3 separate regions of the Mus musculus genome follow, and regions 2 and 3 are each linked to region 1. Evidence: chromatin contacts called from ENCODE Hi-C or POLR2A ChIA-PET data. All regions are on one chromosome and are shown on one strand. The core of a region is the stretch at or near the end of the contact, and the rest is flanking DNA. Distances in the headings are between cores, read along the strand shown.

Region 1 (4,202 bases), core at 283-2,782:
TTTTTTCTTTAGCTAATACACAAGCATATGCTTGTACGAAACGTTTAAACAATGCAATACCCCACTGTCCTCCAAAGGGAATGAACACCCACGACCTGACCACACGCAATACCCCACTGTCCTCCAAAAGGGAACGAACACCCACGACCCTGACTGACCACCCAGATCCACACCACCCCTGCTATTTTCTTCACAGAACACACCAGCTGGGGTCACCTTTGCAGTCTTCTTTTTTGAGTTCCCGTTGTTTTGTGGTTTTTCCCCCCTTTTATTTTCTGTACAATGATATTTTTAATACTTTTGAGATTATAATTTGATTAGGACATTCCGCCCTTCACTTTTCTCCCTCCAAACCTCCCATATAACCTCTCCACTCTCCTTCAAAGTCATGGCCTTTTAAAAAAAGTTGTTATTGAGTATATGTATGTACACATATATTCCTAATTGGTTTTTGAAAGTCTCATGGTGCCAAAGCTGGCCTCAAAATCCTTATGTGGCCGAGGCTAACGATCTTCCTGCCTGTCTTCCAACCGCTGGGATTATGAGCATGCACGGCAAACCCTGCCTGAGATTGCCTTCTTTTACTATTCTTTCCCACAATTCTGACGGCGGGGTGAGGTGGGGTAGTAATGAAGGAGGATGAGGACAAGTGAATCTGGCTTAGTAAGAATCACTGGATTTCTTTCAAAGGTAAGACTCAGGTGAGAGCTCATCCTCCAAGAAGCTAGTGAACTACAAGCCTTGGTTTCCTTCTGCCGGCCCGGCCCACAGATTTCCACTCGGGCTGTTCACTCCACCCTCCACCCACAAGGCTACTACTGTGTCCAACTCCTCTCCTGTCTCTAGAGCCATCCTTTGTTGTTAAACTCCAGCAGGTGCACATGGTGGCGCTCAGAGCTCCCTTTCTCCAGAGCCTGGGGCCCATGCACCACGGCGATCTTGCAGATCACAGAATCGAATCCGATTCGATCGGAGACCAGAGTAGCCCAAGCAGGCACACGCGTGCAGGGCTCAGATCGGAGCACGGTGGGTGCCCTGTGTTTACTGGTTTGGGCCGGTGGTCTCTCCCAGACTCCGCTGTGCACACAGGCGGCGCCTCCTTCTCTGCTCTGGACTTAGTAGGACTACATCCCAGCCCGGAGGCCACCGTGGGTCTCGGGACGTTCTGAGTGGTTCGGGCGCCCGACTGGGCAGCTGAGCCGCCCAGCCCTCCCGCACCGCCGTCTCTCCAGGCCCAGGCCCCCGGCTGTTTCCTGGGCGTGCACCCTCCCGCGCCGGCGGCCTCGACTGCCGCGCTGTTCCGGTCCCGAGGCCCCCTCCCCGCAGAGCCGGCGCTCCCAGGCTGTTCCCGCCCCCTCCCGCCCCGCGGCTGTTCCGGCCCGGACGCCCTCCGCCCTCCGCCCCGCGGCCTCCACGCGCCCTGGGCCCGGCGCTGCGAGGGCGCGGCGGGAGGGGGCGCCACGCGGAACAGCCGCTGCCCCGGCCCGACGCGCTCACCCTCCAGGGCCTCGAAGATCGCCTGCGCCATCTTGGAGCTGCCGCCGCCCGGGGAGTCGGAGCGGGGCTACGCAAGCATTGTGAGAACCGCGGCGGGGTCGGGGCCGCCAGGGGGCGCCCAGGAGCCGACGCCGAAGCCCCTGCCCCGGAAACAGCTTGCCCCGCTGTCCGGCCGGAGACCCAGTCCCCTAGTAGTTCCAATTCTACACAGACATACGTCCGGCGCTCGCACATCGCCTCCCAACGCGGACACCGACCCCAGTTCTTCAACACGCACCCCATGATCGCTGCACACAGTCTTCTTCAAGGTTGCAACACCAACCCACCTCACCGAGATTGTCTGTTACATGGACACCCCACACCTTGCAACTGTGCCACGCTGATTGGAAAGCAGCCTTCTCGAAGGACTCCTATCTCTGGTCTTAATTCCTCAGTTTATGTTAGATTCCCTCAGTGCTCTTCTTAACCCCAATTTCCAGCTTTGGAGGGACCTCCATTCCCATTCACACACCTCTCGACTGTGATTCTCTGAGACCCCATTTCTTTGACGACCCTATTACCATTTCAGCCATTCCTAGCTCAAACTCATAGGGAGGGGATCCACTCCCAACTTCATGTCGTCGTTTTTACATTTATTATTAATTTTGTTTTGTGTATATGGACACACATGGCATATATCTACACACAGACACACAACAAAACACATGTGTGAAGATCAGAGGACAACGTTCCGGAATCGATTCTCTTCCCTCCATCATGTGAGACCCTGGCACTGAACTCAGTCCAGCAGCAAGTGCTTTTACCAGCTGAGCCGTCTCTAAGTTTTGTTTATAATCCATGAAGTCCAATTTGAACTGCTGGTACATTATATTGATCAGTGTGTCAGTGTGGGGTCATCCACTGGAACATGGTTTATCAGGGACTACATATACACTTAGAGGACTTTCTCTCCCAAGACAGACCTCTGGGGATTTGTGAGGTCCTCATCCATGCATTCTGGAATGATGACTGGCTTGATCCTGTGCAGGTGGAGAAAGCTACAGCTGGTCTGAGTTTGCAAGTGCTGTAGCCCTGCCATTTCCAAGACACGATTTCACCCCAGGCCTCCCCAAACTCTGGCTCTTATATCTTTCCACCCCGACATTCACCATGATGCCTGAGTCTTGGAAAGAGGAAAAGATGAGATAGAAGTCCTACTGTGGCTAAACACTCTACTGACACTTTAACTAGTTGTGAGTTTCTGACTTAACTGTCCTCTGTTGCACAAAGTTCTGTAATGCTGGCTCACTTAATAGTCTCACTTAATAGTGTCAGCTGCCCTGAGTGTGTGGGGCTCGAAGAGGGCAGGGCTGCATACAGAGCCTGGTGAATGAATGCTAAGCTGGTGATCTACTTTAGCTCCACCTCAACCCTTGACCTTTAATTTTGACCTCAGTTTTTGTACTTACTATTCTCTCCAGCTTCCATTACCCTTCCTAACAGCTGACACCACTGCTTCTTGGGTCATCTACCTCCTCAAAGAGGCCTTTCCTGACCAACTACCCTGACTAACATAGCTTCTCCTTGTACCAGAATAAAAATTATCTGAAGCCATGGCTCCTCTTCTCCACCCCTCATTTACTTCCTGGTCTATGGCCTATGTTTTCTGATAGATTATGACTGAAGACAATTTTTTTTTTTTTTTGGTCTTGGCTATGTTTCTAGAACCTAGAACAATACCTGGCATATCGTAGGTGCTCAACAAACAAGTAATTTTTAAAAAAGATTTATTTATTTATTTTATGTATGGGAGTTCACTGTATATAGCTGTACTGATGGTTGTGAGCTTTCATGTGGTTGTGGGAATTGAATTTTTTGGACCTCTGCTTGCTCTTGGCCCAAAGATTTATTTATTATTATACATAAGTACACTGTAGCTGACTTCACACACCATCTCACCAGCCCCAAACAAGTAAATTTTTAAAAATTATATCTTCACTTCTATTATTTTGTGTGTGGATGTTTTATGTGCATATATAGCTGTGTGCTACATGCATGCAGTGCCCTGGAGGCTAGAAGATGTTGGATCCCCTGGAACTGGAGTGATGGAGGGTTGTGAGCCACCATATGGGCGCTTGGAATGGATCCTGGGTCTTCTGCATGAACAAGTGCTCTTAACCACTGCACTGTTCTCCAGACCCAATGATTAAAAGTTGAATTAAATGACCAGATACATTATAACGATAATAATAATGATAAAAGCAATGCCAGATGAAATTTTAGGGAAGAAATCAAAATCTGAGGCCAATGGGTCAATGGTGATGTTAAAAATAGAAAAGAAGAAATTCTGGTTTTATTCCTGGAAAGAAGGTAGAAAAAGGGCTTTAGCATTTGGAGTGAGCTCTGGGTCTGCAGAAGTTACAGGAAAAGGACTGCCTGGCCTGTGAAGTCTGTGAAGAGTGTTTTTGTTTTAGTGGTGGTAGTGGTTTTAGTTTTGTTTTGAGACAGGGTCTCACTATGTAGTCTGGCCTGGCTTGGAACTTACTATGTAGACCAGGTTAGCCTCAAATTCACAGAGATCTACCTGCTTCTGCCTCTGGAGTGGTAGGATTAAAGGTTGCCAACAAGATCAAGATAGTGGTGGCGCAGGCCTTTAATCCTAGTATTCCAGAGGCAGAGGCAGGTGGACCTCTAAAGTTCAAAGTCAACCTGACCAACAGAGATAG
Region 2 (4,566 bases), core at 411-2,910, 44 kb before region 1:
TCTGAGCTTACAGGCTTTCAGGGACATGCACGGCTAGTACCTTTTCTTTAAAGCAGACATTGTTTGATATCCCTCTATGAATCAGACTGGATGTCCTGGGTACTCAGAATTCCCTCAATGTTTGCTATGATATTGGCAGAGGAGCAGCCCTCAAGATAGGTTATCATTGTGATACAAAACAAGCTAATGTTTCCCATGTTAGTTAAGCCCCTACTAGTACTGGATATTATAAACACTCTTAGGAGGATAAATCCACTAAAGGTCACAGTCCCGGAAGAAATTTCCCTGGTAACCTTCTGGGTTAAATACTTGTTTGCATGATTCCTAAGCCAGCCCCCCCCCCCCACCTCTCTCTATCTCTCAACTTCGGCCCACTCTCAAGGGGTGACCTGTCACGCTATGATTCATGCTCACATTGTTGTAACAAAAACACACATGAGCATTTTGACTTTCTTTACAGTCATTCACACATTTTCACATCCATCTCACTGAAGAAAACTACAAGGTACTTCCTAGACAGTTTCGATTCCTAGACAGGAAGCAAAGAAGCTTTCAAGTTCCAATCAACAACAGGACTGGGTCAACAGAGGCAGAGTCCTCGTCATTTCTGGTTCAGGAGGAACGGGGAAGTGGTGAGTCACAAGAGGGTAAGGCTTACAACACGGAAGCTCTGAGAATCACAGGGTTATCGACATCTTAGGTCTTCCAGTGGCCAGCTCCTAGCCGGTGGATGTGGAACTCAAAACTTAACAAGTACACTCAACAAGTGAACAGACAGAGCGGGTCCCAGAGGGTCTCTTCACTCCCCAGTTCTCTTTTTTCTCCATAAAGGAAGCTTCTCAAGAAGACTCCTAAGTCAGGGGCAGAAGGCAGCTCAGACGTCACCAAGGGCTCAGGAGAGGACAGAGGTGGACCAAGAAACACATAAATGATAGGGTGGGGCAAAGAAATGAACCAAGGTGGGGGTAGAGGCAGTGGCTGGGAAGATGGGTGAGGCCAAAGAGAAAAGAATACAATGGAACAGAGTGGAACAGACTGAGCAAAGTTAAAGTGCTGTGAGATCTGGGTCAGAAGAGGCCTGCCAGGGTAGGGAGAGTTTGAAGGGAGTCTGATGATGCAAGTGAACCGGCTCAAGGAGACCCAGAAGGAGTCAGATGGAAAGGGATCCCCGGCTCGGCTGGACAACGAAAGAAGTCTGGCCGGAGAGTTCCAGAGTCGAGAGAGACCCCGAAACGAGTTAGACAAAGTGGAGTCCGGGCCTGGGGAGCCTTAGGAGAGCCAGTGGAGAGTCTGATGGGGCCCCAGCCGTCTCACCGCGTTTATTTTTGGTGCCGTGCTTCTTGGCAGCCGTCAGCTCCTGTTCGATTTTCTTCTCCAGGAACTCCTGCTTCTTGCTTAACATCTCCTCCGTGTCCCGAAGCCGCTGGATGGCCTCCTGGGGGGTCGGGCCGCCCTTGCCCGCCTTACCCCCTCCAGCCCCGAACAGCTTCCCGAACACCGACATGGTTGCTGCTCGCCGCGCCGGCCTCCGGCGCCCACTCCGGCTCGGCTCGGCTCGGCTCGGCTCGGCTCCCGCGCCCACTCCCGGCCTGCCGCTCCCCGCAGCCGCAGGCCTCGCCTCCACCTCCGCCCCGCAGCTGGGCCCGGCCGCGCCACCTCCCACAGGCCCCCACGCCCGGGCCCGGCCGGCGTCAGGGCAACGCGCCGCTGACTACAGCTCCCAGAGCACCACGCGCCCGCAGCCCCTCGAGTCTAAGGGAGGACCGCGCGCTGCAAGCCGGGAGTCTGAGTTTTCCGGCTCCTGGCGTACTATGGCGCATCTTTTTAGTCTCGCAGAGGTCAAAGGGCAATGTGGCATGCTGGAAAATGTAGTCTCTTTGGAATGTGTTCCGTAGAGATGAAAGACCAGGAAGAGAAGAAATAACTATTACAAAAAGAGGGGTTCGTTGTGCTGGTCCGTGATAGAACCCTGGACCTAATTCACAGCACGGGAAGTAATAGTGATAACAACATCACTCATTTTCTATGATCTCTGGAACATAGTACTTTACAATCATAATCACATTTGATTCTTAAAGCAGTTTACAACAGATAATGCTGTTCCTATTTTGTGTGTCTGTTTTGGAACCAGACTTTCATGTAGCCTAAGCTGGCCTTGAAGTTCCTAAGGATCAGAGGCTGGCCTGTCTCTGCCTCTGAAGTGTTGGATCTGTGCTGTTCCTAATTTATATGTCAGTGAATCAAGCCCAGGAAACTGGCTGTCTAACTAGCTTACTTTACCAGACCGGTCAGTTCTCTCTACTTGGATGAGCTGTCATTCTCTTTATTCACCTAAGAGACCTTCTGAAACCTAAAATAGACTAACCACCTTGGCAGTGTAATTCAACAGCAAAGCTTCAAAATCAGCCTCGAATATTCATTTAGATACTTACTTCCTCTTGCTTTCCAAAGCTGTAAATTTGAAATTGTCACAAGTCCTCTTAAAAGAGTTTGTAAGTGAGATAGGAATATAAAGGGCCCAGCTGACTACAGGCACTCAAATAAAGATGTGTGTTTTAAACAGGACTTGGCAATTCATGCCTATAATCTCACATCTTTTGAAAGGCTGAGATAAGAGGGCTGCCATGTGGTGGCACATGCCTTTAATCCCAGAGGCAAAGGCAGAGGCAGGTAGATTTCTGAGTTATAGGCCAGCCTAGTCTACAGACTGAGTTCCAGGACAGCCAGGGCTATACAGAGAAACCCTGACTTGAAAAAACCTCCTGAATGTAATTGTATTTCTGGCACTGAAAAAAAAAAAAGAAAGAAAGAAAGAAAGAAAGAAAGAAAGAAAGAAAAAGAAAAAACCTCCTGTCTGTTTGAGTTCTGACCTGCTTTCATGATGATCAATGATATGGAAGTATAAGCTCAGTAAACCATTTCCTCCCCGAGTTGCTTTGGTCACAATAATAGTAAGACACTCTAGGAGTATAGAAAGTCATGTTTGGGGGGATTATATTAGAAAACTCAAATTTAACTTAAATACTCTTACCACACAATTGGCATCCGTCTCTGGGGAAGAATTTGAACCTACATTGGGACTCTTGGTTTTGTTGTTGTTGTTTTTTGGTTTTTTCGAGACAGGGTTTCTCTGTATAGCCCTGGCCATCTTGGAGCTCACTTTGTAGACCAGGCTGGCCTCGAACTCAGAAATCCGCCTGCCTCTGCGGGACTCTTGTTTTTAAAAGGGTGCTGAAAGCCAGGGGCAGTGTCTGTCTATAGTGGCTGACACAGGAAACCTGGAGTTCCAGGCTAGTGTGGCCTTCATAGCAAAATTCTGTCTTGATCTCTAAAAGAAAATGAAGACGGAGGAGGAAGAAGAGGAGGAGAAGAAAAACTGAGACATCCATGATGTCTGCCTAGGATATGGGTACATCGCGCTGACACACGGACAGCTGCCGCCATCTTGCCTGAGGATTTGCCTGCCGTGGCAAGACTCACAGAGTACATCGGTTAGACACCAGTTGGGCTTCACTGTTCTGGCCTTTGGGTCAAGTGCGGGTCCTTTTGAAAAGCTTTCTTAACTTCTAACACCTCCGTAAAAGCCATGTGACAAACAGGGCTGGAGTGCTCTCTGGCTGCTCTGCCAGGCTCAGTTCCCAGCACCCATGTATGCGGTGGCACTCACAACTGCAGCCCCAGCCCCGGGAGAGCCATCGCCCTCTCTGACCTCCTCAGACACCAAATGCACGTGTAGCACAAATATATACACACATGCAAAACACCCATATAATAAAAGAATCTTTCTTACTTAAAGCCTCGTGAAAATAAGCAGAACATGGGTTACCCTGAACGAAAGAACCAGGGCACGAACACTCAAGGCAACCTTTCTGCCTTCACCTCTCAAGTGCTGGGATTATAGACAGACATGAACCACCATGCCCAGCTGGGTATCTTTTTGCTTTATTATTTCCAGTGCTAGCGATTGAACCCAAAGCACAGGGAACTGTGCTGGGTATGCTTGTTTACATCCTTAATCCCAGCACTCAGGAGTCAGAGGCAGTCGTTTCTCCATGAGTGTGAGGCTAGCCTGGTCTGCGGAGTGAGTTCTAGGTTTCACACGACTACATAGTGAGACCTTATCTCAAAGGGTGGTGCTGGAAATTACCTCCCTGGAGAGTCAGGTTGGGGATAGGCCAGACCCGACCCAGCAGAACCTGAGGGGGGAGAGGGAGATGTGTGCTGGAGGGGACCTCTTCCCAAAGCAATGGTGGGTTCAATTGAGTCTCTGTAAACCAAGTGGAGGCACAGGATGGGCTCACAGACTCCAGTAGATGACCTTAGCCTAGTAGATGACCCATACTCTCCCCACTACACTCCAGTGGATGGAAGGAATGGTCCATATTCAACCCTTTAGAACATTCGGTGGGCTCAGCCCTCAAAGCAATCCAGAACCCCAACACTTGTCACGCGCTTCGCTGCTGTCACTCCACGCCTGGTCACCATCACCTCTTGCTTGGACTATTGCAGTAGCCCCTTGAAGTGTGCCCCACAATAACTTCCCAAAGACACCTATCCCCAGAGTGT
Region 3 (4,434 bases), core at 825-3,324, 63 kb before region 1:
TTTAAAAAGTGTTGTGGCTGGGCAGTGATGGCGCACGCCTTTAGTCCCAGCACTCAGGAGGCAGAGGCAGGTAGATTTCTGAGTTCAAGGCCAGCCTGGTCTACAGAGTGTGTTCCAGGACAGCCAGGGCTATACAGAGAAACCCTGTCTCCAAAAACAAAACAAACAAACAAACAAAAGAGTGTCGTGGCTGGGCCAGGTGACACACAACTTTAATCCCAGCACTTGGGAGGCAGAGCCAGGTGGAGCTCTGTGAGTTCAAGGGCAGCCTAGTCTACAGAACAAGTTCCAGGACAGCCAGGACTACCCAGAGAAGCTATCTATTTATCTATCTCTATCTCTCAAAAAAACAAAACAAAACAAAACAAACAAACAAAAAACAAAAACCGAAAGAAAAAAAAAAAGAAAGAGAAGAGAAGAGAAAAAAGGAAAAGAAAGGACAGAAGGAAGCGGCAAGCACGGCGCTCTTTCCCTTACAAGTCAGGCCCTGGGCTTAGATGCCTTAGCCTGGACTGGGACAGAAGCAAACTGCCCGCCCATGGTTTCCGTTCCCAGGCTGGGATGTGCTGTTTCTCTTCCAACTAGCTTTTCTTCCTCGCTTCCAGCTGAATCCATGCCAACAGAAGCCCCCTTCTGCCTGAGCAAGCATGAGAGCGCCCTGGCAACGGAGATAACAACAGAGCTGGGGGCTGGGACGCTGCGTGGAAGTAGGGAAAGAGGAATGTCGGCAGAAAACGCTTCCAGTGTACAACTGTTACAAGAGACCAAACTAACAAGGCCTTTCCGAGTCACAGGGAGAGGGCTGCAGAGACAGACACATTCCCCTGTCCAAAAGACAGCAGGCTAACCAGGGGAGGGGGGGAAAGACTTTCTTCTGGGAAGACAGCCTTGTGCTTGATTGGTCTGTTCAAAAATAGGGCAAAAACCTCAGAGCCCTGATGCTTGTCTTCCTTTTACTCTGCATGCAGCTTAAATAGAATATGTACCCCGAGGAGCAGGCAATGTCCCACTCCCTCAGGATCCTCGGTACACAGCAAGTGCTCAGAGACACTCATGCATAGGAAGTTGAAGCCCTGGGCTCAGAGCTCAGCAGATCCTGACTGGTTACCACTGAAGGAGGGGGCCTAGGGGCAGAACCCCGGTCTCCTGCTTTCCCTACAAGCCCAGCTTGATCTAGGAGACAACACCTGAGCAGGACAATAAGCCGGACAATAACAGGAGAAATGAGACAGACAACAGTTTCCTATGAACAGACCCCTTAAAGCCCCAGCCTTAGCAAACAGACCGCTTCCCTATGCACAGTCCGGTAGGCCTGTTAGCCACAGAGCTCAAAAGCTCCGGTTTGTAGTGATTGGCTAGTCATGAACACATGATCCCAGCAGCCAATCAGAATTCTTTTGAGTTTTCAATCTGCGAAGGGAGATCACGAGGTAGGAAGAATTTACAGGAACAAAACTATTAACCATACTGGCCATCTAGTCAATGAGTAGACTTACAAGGGAGTCAAAAAAACGGTGATAACTGGCAGAAGAGAGCCCAGCCCCACCCTGCCCTTTCCCACAGTCATCGAGTCAGTAAACCCTTTGGCTGCGGAGTAACCAATGCCAGCCCCTATAACAAGAGTAGCAATGGCTCTGCTTGTAATCCCCATATTCAGAGGTGGAAGCAGAGGACTCTCTTGATTCAAGGCCATCCTCCGGAAGTTCCAAGTCGGCCTGGGGTAATGAGCCTCTGTGCCCAGGGAAAACCAAAACAACCGCACTTAGCCAGAGATGGCGCCCGAACTCCATCCCGCTCAGTCCCTCTGACTCCAGAACCTTCCACTACTGCATCACATTTTGAGAAGGAACTCATCTTAACGACAGGAAGGAGCCAAACATAAGAACAGTTTTACTTAAGAGTAAACACGGGAGGACTGGAGAGATGGCTCAGCTTGTTAAGATCAGGGCTGCTCTTCCAATGGACCTGGATTCAACTCTCAGCACCTGCATGGTGGCTGACATCCACTTGTAATTCCAGTTCCAGAGGACCTGACACCCTCTTCTGGCCTGCCTGGACACCAGGCATGGTACACATGCATACATGAAAGCAAAGTATCCATATACATAAAATAAAGCAAAAAAAAAAAAAAAAAAAAAAGAGTAAACACAGGAACTGGGAGATGGCTCAGCAGTTAAAAGCACTGACTGCACTCGCACTCACAAAGGACTCACGATCAATTCCCAGACCTACAGCAGTTCACAACTGTCTAACTCCAGTTCTAGAAGACCTGACACCCTCACACAGACATACATGCAGGCAAAATGCCCATGCTCATAAAAAATTTTTTAAAATAAAAATAGTAAAGGGAGCAGTTTAACAACGTAAGTGTACTTAATGTCACAGAGCTGTCACTACATGCTAAAATGATGAGTTTTATCTTCTGTGTTATATACATTTTTGTTTTGTTTTGTTTTTCGAGACAGGGTTTCTCTGTATAGCCCTGGCTGCCCTGGAGCTCACTTTGTAGACCAGGCTGGCCTCGAACTCAGAAATCCGCCTGCCTCTGCCTCCCGAGTGCTGGGATTAAAGGCATGCGCCACCACGCCCGGCATATATACATTTTTTACCACAACTAAAACACAGAACCGGTGGCTGGAGATGTAGCTCAGTTGACAGATTATTTGCCTAGTGTTTGCAAAGTTCTGGGTCCCATCCCAGCACTTCAAAAATCAGATGTGGTGGCACATGCTTATAACCCCAGCCCTGGGAAAGAGGCAAGGGGTGATCGATCAGAAGCTCCCATTCCATGCTGGCCACATTCCAAGTTTGAGACAGGAAAGCATTCGAATGGCACGGGCAAATCCCTGGGTTCAGTCTCCAGCACTAAAAGCAACAGCAGACTGGTCATGAGCCCACTACCTGCTCATCCCTGGAGACACAGCAGATAAGATGTGTCATGTATGTGACATGTCATGTATGTGAGGCAACAATTGGAGGACAGGTGTTAAAGTGCACAGAATCATCAAAACCTGAAATACTGTTTAAAAATAATCTCTGTTCCCTGGAGCAAGTCACAACAGTGTAGGCCAAAATCCAGTGGTGCAGGAAAGAATGCAGGGTAGGGAGTGATCAGGAAGTAGGCGTTCTGATCGAGCACAACACATTGCCCCACAGTCACAGCTCTTAGGAGGCAAAGTCAGGAGATGATCATGGGTTCTAGGGCAGCATGAGCTAGGCAAGATCCTGTCTCAAATACAGGCAGGAGTGCTGAAGATACAGCTGTTAGACTGCTGGGTTCTGGTTCCTGGACTGCATAAATTGAGCACTGTCTCAAAAAACAAGGGGCTCTGTGAGTAAAGACTAATGATGTAAGTTCAATTCCCCCGGACCTATACAACACAAGACAGAACAGCTGACTCCACAGTTGTCCTCTGACCTCCACAGATGCAATATGGCATATGATAATGTATATATATATATATATATCATACATACATAACAATATAATTGTTAAAAGATTAGGGGACAGAATAAAGACATTTAAAAGGGGAAAAGGTCCCAGGGTGTTGGCTCAGTGGGTAAAGCACTTGCCAGAAGCATGAAGACTTGAGTTTCCATCCCTGAAACCAATTTTTAAAAGCAGAGGAGGATTACAACACATTTGTAATCCCAGAGGGAGGTGGAAAAAGAGACTCCCTGGAGTTCCACATATACAAACATTAATATACACAAACACACATGCACACGCGCGCATGCGCGCACACACACCAAACAGTAAAAACCTAACTAAGACGAGAGGGGTACACCTGCCATGCTATCCATCCCCCTCCTCAACACCACTCTCTGCCAACTCATGACTTGAAATCTGGCTCTGGTCACAAGTCTTAGTTCTCTTGTCTGTAAAATGGGATAATTCCTGGTCTTTTTATTTCTAAGAGTCGGGGACTCATTAGAACCTGAGCATCACCCTTCTTCTTCTTCTTCTCTATCCACGTGTGCCCCAATACGGCTGCAGCTTTCGGACAGCCCAGGCTGCTGCTTCTCCCCACTGATTCCACCTCAGGAGCCGTTTAAAAAGTGGGTCACTAGGAATCTAGTTTGGACATAGCCTTCTTTACTCCCACCCTGTCAGCAATTAAAACTTCCACTGTACTTCAAAAAACTAGATCAGAAAAGTTGCTCTTGGGTCTTTTTTCACTTGAGCAAAAAGAAAACTTCTGTTTTAAATTATCCAAAGAAAGCAGAGACATTCGAGCCAAAATTATCTCAGCTGTGTGGTCTCACAGTCTGAAGACCCAGAGAGAAGTCCGCTTCTGGGAGCCTGGGGCCAAAGGAAGAGGGGCTGAATAATGTTGTGCCAGCCTACTTGCCAGGGGGGAGGGAAGGTGGAGACACCATACAGCTCTGAGACAGAGCCTGCACCTCCCAGAGCACTAGAGCGCAAAGGCCCAG

Evidence for each region. A loop is a pair of places that touch in the nucleus more often than their neighbours do. ChIA-PET counts read pairs that join two places held with the same protein, here RNA polymerase II (POLR2A).
Region 2: a map of T-helper 1 cell shows a loop between it and region 1 (2.0-fold over the local background). The contact joins the promoter of Chmp4b here to the promoter of Zfp341 in region 1. A Hi-C loop is called at or near these places in 2 of 37 maps with a recorded cell type or tissue (T-helper 1 cell and heart). POLR2A ChIA-PET finds 5 or more read pairs at or near these places in 3 of 5 experiments (Patski and embryonic stem cell).
Region 3: POLR2A ChIA-PET joins it to region 1 with 14 read pairs in embryonic stem cell. The contact joins the promoter of 9030607L20Rik here to the promoter of Zfp341 in region 1. A Hi-C loop is called at or near these places in 1 of 37 maps with a recorded cell type or tissue (heart). POLR2A ChIA-PET finds 5 or more read pairs at or near these places in 3 of 5 experiments (Patski and embryonic stem cell).

Annotation. Positions count from the first base shown.
Region 1 is chr2:154,610,698-154,614,899 of GRCm38, reverse strand. It overlaps Zfp341 (zinc finger protein 341), which reads right to left and starts at 1,532. Exons shown (of 15, transcript NM_199304.1): 1 at 1,498-1,532. The coding sequence starts at 1,528.
Region 2 is chr2:154,654,120-154,658,685 of GRCm38, reverse strand. It overlaps Chmp4b (charged multivesicular body protein 4B), which reads right to left and starts at 1,660. Exons shown (of 5, transcript NM_029362.3): 1 at 1,315-1,660. The coding sequence starts at 1,504.
Region 3 is chr2:154,674,179-154,678,612 of GRCm38, reverse strand. It overlaps 9030607L20Rik (a long non-coding RNA gene), which reads right to left and starts at 2,074. Exons shown (of 2, transcript XR_866878.2): 1 at 1-2,074. The region is part of intron 1 of Chmp4b (charged multivesicular body protein 4B); the gene reads right to left.